Regions from separate parts of the Homo sapiens genome. Here region 2 is linked to region 1. Evidence: chromatin contacts called from ENCODE Hi-C or POLR2A ChIA-PET data. All regions are on one chromosome and are shown on one strand. Each heading gives the region's core, a stretch centred on a gene start or an enhancer-like site at or near the end of the contact. The rest is flanking DNA. Distances are from core to core; before and after follow the strand shown. Region 1 holds the start of EFCAB13 (EF-hand calcium binding domain 13). Region 2 holds the start of SCRN2 (secernin 2).

Region 1 (3,610 bases), core at 929-3,428:
TGAGATTATGGGTGTGAGCCACCATGCCCAGCCTGACACAGCCATTCTTAAAAGAAGACATACAAATGGCCAACAGGTTTGCGAAAAAAAAAATCACTATTATTAGGGAAATGCAAAATAAGATTACAATATCACCTCACACCTGTTAGCATGGCTATTAAGCTGGGTGTGGTGGCTCACACCTGTAATCTCAGTACTTTGGGAGGCTGAGGTGGGCAGATTACTTGAGGGTCAGGCGTTTGAGACCACCCTGGCCAACATGGTGAAACGCCATCTCTACTAAAAATACAGAAATTAGCCAAGTGTGGTGGCACATGCTTGTAATCCCAGCTACTTGGGAGGCTGAGGCAGGAAGATTGCTTGAACCCAGGAATGGAGGTTGCAGTGATTTGAGATTGTGCCACTGCACTCCAGCCTGGGCAACAGAGTGACTCAATCTCAAAAAAAAAAAAAAAAAAAAAAAAAAAGAATTGCTATTATCAAAATGATGAAAAAAATGTGTTGCTGAGGATGTGGAGAAACCTTTTACACTGTTAGTGTTATTACAGCCATTATGGAAAACTATATGGAGGTTTCCCAAAAAATTAAAAATAGAACTACCATATGATCCAGCGATGCTATTTCTGGGCATATATTGAGTAACTGAAATCAGTATATCAAAGACTTATTTGCACTTCCATGTTCATTTCAGCATTATGCACAATCGCTGAGATAATGGAATCAACCTGTGTCCATCGATGGATGAATGGATAAAGAAAATGTAGTAAACATATGCAATGGATACTATTCAGCCTTAAAAAAGAATTTCTGTCATTTGTGACAACATGAATCAACATATGCAATGGATACTATTCAGCCTTAAAAAAGAATTTCTGTCATTTGTGACAACATGAATCAACTTGGAGGACATACTAAGTGAAAAAAGCCAGGCACAGAAAGACACATACCACATGATCTCACTTATATGTGGAATCTTAAAAAGTCAAACTCATAGAAGTAGACAGTAGAATAGTTGTTAGAGGCTGGAAAGGGACGGGGCGGGTAGGAGATGCAGGATGGGGAGATGCTGTTCAAAGGGTACAAGGTTCAGTCAGACAAAAGCAGCAAGTTTCTGAGATCTATTGCATAGTGTGGTGACTATAGCTAATAATAATATATCGTATATCTCAAAACTGCTAAGAGTAAATTTCAAATGTCTCACCATAAAAAACGTTAAACAAGGTGATGGATATGTTAAGCTTGACTTAGTCGTTCCATATTGTATACATATATTAAAATATAACATTGTACCCCATTAAATATTTACAATTATGATTTGTACATATATTTAATAATAATAAAAATCTAAATAAAATATTAAAGAATGCCTACAAAGCAAGGTTTAAGATGTAAATGAACACAGTAGTATCACGGAAGGGATTAAATATTGTAACATTTATTGAGCACTACGTATATATTTTTGAATTCCCACAACCCTGGAAGAATGAGAAAATCGAGACTCAGGGAGCGTTAAGTATTTTGCCCAACTGCATACGATAAATACATAGGAAAAACAAACACACAGAAGAAAACCAAACCAACCAAAGTATCTCTTTCAAAAGGAAACGACAGTCTCCTTAAAGGCAACCCGAGACAAATTTCAGCAAAGCCGTGGGACACATGGCCTTCGAGCTGCTGTCCATTATTGAGTAGCAGAAGCCAAGAAGGATGGAATGTTTTGGAAGAAAGGGGTCGGGGGTCGGGGTGTTCAAAGGACGGACCGAAGGTAAGATTGAAGTGGGGTCAGACCATGGCGGGACAGCGCACCGGAGAATGAACAGCGATTAGGGAAGAGTGGCGAGCGGGTGGCAAGGACGGAGGGCGGAATCCCGGCCGGGGCTGCGGGAGGAAAGCGCACGGACAGGAGCCCCACCGCTCGAATGCAGCGCCCGGCGGCTGGCCTCGTGAGGTCACAGGCCCTTACGAGGTGGGGCAGGCAGGCGCGGCCGCAGTGCCTTCCAGTCAGCGCGGAGGCGGTATTGAGTTCAGCCGCTCCCCACAGCCCCGGAGCCCCTGGGCGGTGGCGGTGGCCGCGGCAGCACCGGCTCGACAGCCGATAGGGTCCTGGGCCCGCTCCGCTCGGGGTGGTCGGTGGGCGGAGCGTCGGGCTCGGTCAGGTGACCGCGGGGGCGGGGCCGCGCGGCGCGGGATCCTGGGAAGGCTGCAGAGCTAGAGCAGCGCCGCCCGAGGGGCGGCAGGGGCTGACCACAGAGAGCGCGGGGGCCTCCAGCCGAGAGGAAGGGAGGGCAGCTCGGGCCGGTAGTGGGACCCTTGGGGGACAGAGGTGGGGAGGGGAGGCGAGACCCGCTGAGGAGTTGGGAGGGGAGCCTTCGAGGTGGAGGGTGGAGAATGCAGTAGGGTGCGAGGGAGGAAGGAGAACAGTGGTGGGGCTGGGTGAAGGAAGGTTCCAGAAAGGAACAGTGAGGGGACTGAGTGGGACAAAGGGGCAGATTGAAGGGTGACTGAGACTGATCAGGTGGTTCCTCAGAAATGGTGGTTGTTGTAGAAGGCTGGCGGTCCCGGGGGTGGTGTCACTTCCCTGCTCCTTCAGCGGGAGGCGGAGACCTCTATTAGCACACTCATTTCCATCTTGCGGGTCGTTCACTCGCTAGCTTACAGGTCCTCTTTCTTCCTGTAGAAGTCGTTGGCTTCGTAAGAGCAGGGTCTATGGGAAGCCTCCTCAGCGTGGGTTCTTGGAAGAGGTGGAGGTTCGTTCACTCGACGTTTGTTACACAAATATGAAAACAGGGTGACGAAAGTTTGAACGTTCATGAATGGCAGTAGCTGCAATGGAGTTGTGTATGCAGTTGGTATTAATGACGTTTTCAGTCCCTCTGGCGAGAGAAAAGCGAGCGAGTCGGGCGGCTTGTGAGGGAAATGTGGCATGAGAGGAAAGAGGAAGGTATTTTGTGAAAGGATGTCATACAGAGTCATGCTTCAGTGAAGACGCCTTTGTTTTTCTCATCTTAAAGCCTCACAGCCCCATTTTCCTCTCAGCTACTGCCTTATTTCTCTTAACAACGTAACTCCTTGAAAGAGCCTACCCTACTGGCTGGGTTCAATTTCTTTACCCCGTTCTCTCTTGTACTCACTCTGACGACATTGTCTCCTTACCACCCCACCCAGATGGCTCCTTTCAAGTTTGTCAGTGTCCTCCGTGTTGTGAAACCTAGCGAACCATTCAGTACTGATCTTAACCGCCCACCCCACCCCCCTTTTTTTTTTTTGAGACAAGGTCTCTGTCGTCCAGGCTGGAGTGCAGTGGTGCAATCATAGCCCACTGCAGCTTCAAACTCCTGGGCTCAAAAGATCCTCCTGGCTCAGTCTTTGGAGTAGCTGGGACTAAGGTCGCCATGTCCAGCTGATTAAAAAAAAAATTCTGTAGAGGTGGGAGTTTCACTGTTGCCCAGGCTGGTCTTGAACTCCTGGCCTTAAGCAGCCCTCCTGCTTAGACCCCCACCCCCGCATCAAAGTGTTGGGATTACCTGCATAAGCCACCATGCACAGCCTGATTGCTCACTCTTGAAGTACTTTCTTCACTTGGCATTCAGGAACCCAGACCTACCTGATT
Region 2 (3,530 bases), core at 1-2,500, 520 kb after region 1:
AAAGGTGGCTGCTGCTGCAGCCTTCTTCACGAAGGCACAAGGGCAAAGTCTGCAGAGAGGAGGAGGCCCCTGTGAACCAGGCTGGGGGAGGGATGGATGGGCCCAGGTCAAAACTCAGCCCCTAGATTTCTGGTGTGTCAGGCAGATGAGGAAGGGCAGGGTCTGCACCTGAGTAGGTCCATGCCCAGCAGGGCTTCCCCCTCCCCAACTGGCTCCTTCGTCCACACAGCCTCGTTGCCAATGCAGACACCATGCTCGTTGGCGCCCATCTCAGCCCCCCATAGCCAAGAAGGACGGCTCAGAATCACAGCGTGCGTCTTCGACACCTGTTCCACTTCAATGTAGGTGCACTGGAGGTGAGGGAGGAGAAAGGAAGCGTCCACTCATAGAGGGGCGGCCCCTCGAGTGTGGCACTCTGCCAATTACCTTATAGATCCCTTTGAGGAAGGTCTCATTCCCATTTTACAGAAGAGGAAACTGAGGTAGACTGAGGCTACATAATGAGCTCAGGTCCAGGTTGGTAGACCTAAAGCTCATGCTCTTCCACTACTTCTGGCAGCCTCCCAGGTGTGGGGAGCAGGGAAGAAGGTCTTAAAAGAATGCAGAGATCTGCCACACCTCCCAGCACCCCATAAAGTCTAACCCACCTGGAGCCGGCTCCCAGGAGTGTGAGTGCCTGCGGGGACAAACACCACCTCCTGCACCTCGTCCCGGGGTCGGTCCGAGTTCTTGGCAAAGATCACAGCCGGGATGGCTGAGGCCGGGGGCACGGAGACAAAGCAGTCGCAGGAACATGGGGAGTCAGGGCTCGACGACGCCATCTGGGGAGAGGCGGGCCTCTCCATAACCCTGGCCACGGCTCAGCCCCGAGGAGCAGCCTACCCCCACACGTGTAAAAGACGCGCAAGGAAGACACCGCCGTGGCTCCTGGACGCTCGGCGCACACACCATGGACGGGTGTGCGGGAACGGAGGTGCCCACCCTCTCCCCAGGCTCCAGGCTTGGGAGTCCGCAGGCGGGCACTCCGGGGGTCCCGCCCCCACTGGGAGTCCCGGCCCTTCGGAGCAGTCGTGGGACCGTCCCCCTCGCTACCCCACCAAGAGTCCTGCGGCCCTGCGCATGCCCAGATACCCGACCCTCTTCTGTCCAACCCTTCTCTCACCCCCAGTACTGTATTCCCCTCACCCTCTCTTCCTCCAAGACCCCAGCTCGGTCCCGGGTGCCACCTCCTCCGCTTCTGGCCAGGGCCGCCCCATTGGGCGGAGACTCTCAGGTGACCTGGAAGGCCTTCGGCCTCGGGGTCGGAGCCGGAACGGAGCCTGCAGCTCCGCCGTTTTCCACCAGGGCGCGCGCCTGCACCACTTCCCGGAGCAGAGCGGCCTTGCGAGTCCCACCTGGCTCCCTGTCCTACCCAGGCGCCCATTTGAGGCCTGACAAAGGCTGCTAACCCCACGGAGTCACTGCGGGGAGCTGGAGCTGGGGGTGGAAAGGATCCCGCGTGAAAAGGGAGACTTTGTCAGAGAAAGGGGACTGCTGGGACATCTGGAGATTAAGGAAGAACCTCAGATACTTGAGTCCTGGTTTGAATCCCAGAGGCGCAATCCCAGGCTGGAGGCGCCTAGGGGAATAAGATACAGAATACGAGAGTGGTGGAGGCTGGGTGCGGGGGGCTCGCACCTGTAATCCCAGCACTCTGGGAGGCGGTGGTGGGAGGATCACTTGAACCCAGGAGTTCAACACCAGCCTGGGTAACACAGCAAGACCTCGCCTCTACAGAAAATATTTTAAAATTAGCTGGGCGTGGTGGTGCGTGCCTCTAGTCCCAGCTGCTCTGAAGGCTGAGGTGGGAGGATCTCTTGAGCCAGAGAGATTGAGGCTGCAGTGAGCCAAGATCACACCGCGGTACTCCAGCCGCGGTGACAGAGCAAGACCCTGTCTCTTAAAATAAATAAATAAGGGAAAGTGTGCACAAAACCCATCTGATCCCAGAGGACCTATCTGTCTGATAGTGCTCAAACCCATAGGAAGATCGCTTTAAAGGGAAATTTAGAACTTTCTAGTTCAAAGATTTGGTGCCTTTACCTGTAGTGAAACTGAAACCACAAAGAAGTCTTGGCCAAAGGTGACACACAGTCATGTGGAGGTACACTCTGATCCCAAATGTTTTGATTTTCAGTTCATTTTTCTCTACAAACCATCTCTCCATAGCCATCATTAAGACAAATGCATCTTACACCCTTTTGCTCTGTGGAGCCCTCCAGAATGGAGAGAGGGGAGATGCTGCAGGTTATCTGCTTCTAGGGGTTGCACTGAATCTATAGATGGCTTTGAGTAGTATGCACATTTTAGCAATAGTAATTCTTCCAATCCGTGAGCATGAAATATCTTTCCATGTCTTTGTGTCTTCTTCAGTTTCTTTCATCAATATCTTATTTTCAGAGTACAGATCTTTCACCTCTTTGGTTAAATTTATTCCTAAATATTTTATTATTTTGGTAGCTATTGTAAATGGGACTATTTTCTTGATTTCTTTTTTGTATAGTTTGTTATTAGTGTATAGGAACACTATTGACTTTTGTACATTGACCTTGTATCCTCTGACTTTACTGTATTTGCTTAACAATTCTAACAGTGGGCCGGGTGTGGTGGCTCATGCCTGTAATCCTAGCACTTTGGGAGGCTGAGGTGGGCGGATCCCCTGAGGTTGGGAGTTCAAGACCAGCCTGGCTCACGTGGAGAAACCCCATCTGTACTAAAAATACAAAATTAGCCAGGCGTGGTGGCACATGCCTGCAATCCCAGCTACTTGGGAAGACTGAGGCAGGAGAATCGATTGAACCTGGGAGGCGGAGGTTGCGGTGAGCTGAGATCGCGCCATTGCACTCCAGCCTGGGCAACAAGAGCAAAACTCCGTCTCAAAAAAAAAAAAAAGAAAGAAAGAAAGAAAGAAAACAATTCTAACAGTGTTTTAGTGGAGTTTGGCCTTCTTTCAAGCCTACTGTGCTAGGGTGCTGGCGGTCAGTCATGCTAGGATTAATGGGAAGGTGAAGGCTGTTTCTGATACAGTGTCGGGGAGGGATTGTGAGGTTGCCAATTAATGTCATTCCAGAAGCAAACATCGAAGCTGCGTGCTGAGAAATCTGGGCACCTGAAGCAGCTTGCAGGAAGGCGGGTTCATCTCCTGCAGTTTCCCGGCTTCCCACTGTGGGGCGGAAACAGGCAGGAGGAGAGGCAGAGAGAGGCCACAGCGCACCCCCAGGTTGCAGTTTCCAGGCTGTCTTCTTCTCTGTCACTTTCTCATTTCTTATTTCATTCACCCACCCTAGAGGTTAGGAGTAGATTCTACTTCCACTTCCCAGGAGAGGAACCCAGAGAGCCAGCCCAGATGTTCTGATTTCCCTAACCCTTTCCTGGGCCATCCATGATCCTCCTGCCAGGCACCCCATCTGAGGGGGGTCAGAGGTGGCTTTGGGTTCCGTCGTGGGGGGGATGGGGGGCAGGCCAGCCAGGCAGCATTTCCAGCAAGGAAG

The links. A loop is a pair of places that touch in the nucleus more often than their neighbours do. ChIA-PET counts read pairs that join two places held with the same protein, here RNA polymerase II (POLR2A). Pooled maps may share reads with other maps.
Region 2: a pooled map shows a loop between it and region 1 (4-fold over the local background). The contact joins the promoter of SCRN2 here to the promoter of EFCAB13 in region 1. A Hi-C loop is called at or near these places in 1 of 50 pooled maps. POLR2A ChIA-PET finds 5 or more read pairs at or near these places in 2 of 52 experiments (B cell and activated CD8-positive, alpha-beta memory T cell).

Annotation. Positions count from the first base shown.
Region 1 is chr17:47,321,777-47,325,386 of GRCh38, forward strand. EFCAB13 (EF-hand calcium binding domain 13) reads left to right here and starts at 2,179. Exons shown (of 25, transcript NM_152347.5): 1 at 2,179-2,298; 2 at 2,678-2,747. It overlaps EFCAB13-DT (EFCAB13 divergent transcript), which reads right to left and starts at 2,125. Exons shown (of 3, transcript NR_110880.1): 1 at 1,913-2,125. RefSeq lists a silencer at 1,908-2,317 and enhancers at 2,658-2,747, 2,788-2,967.
Region 2 is chr17:47,840,023-47,843,552 of GRCh38, forward strand. SCRN2 (secernin 2) reads right to left here and starts at 1,251. Exons shown (of 8, transcript NM_138355.4): 1 at 1,186-1,251; 2 at 648-821; 3 at 169-350. The coding sequence starts at 821. RefSeq lists enhancers at 720-819, 723-1,278, 3,101-3,150.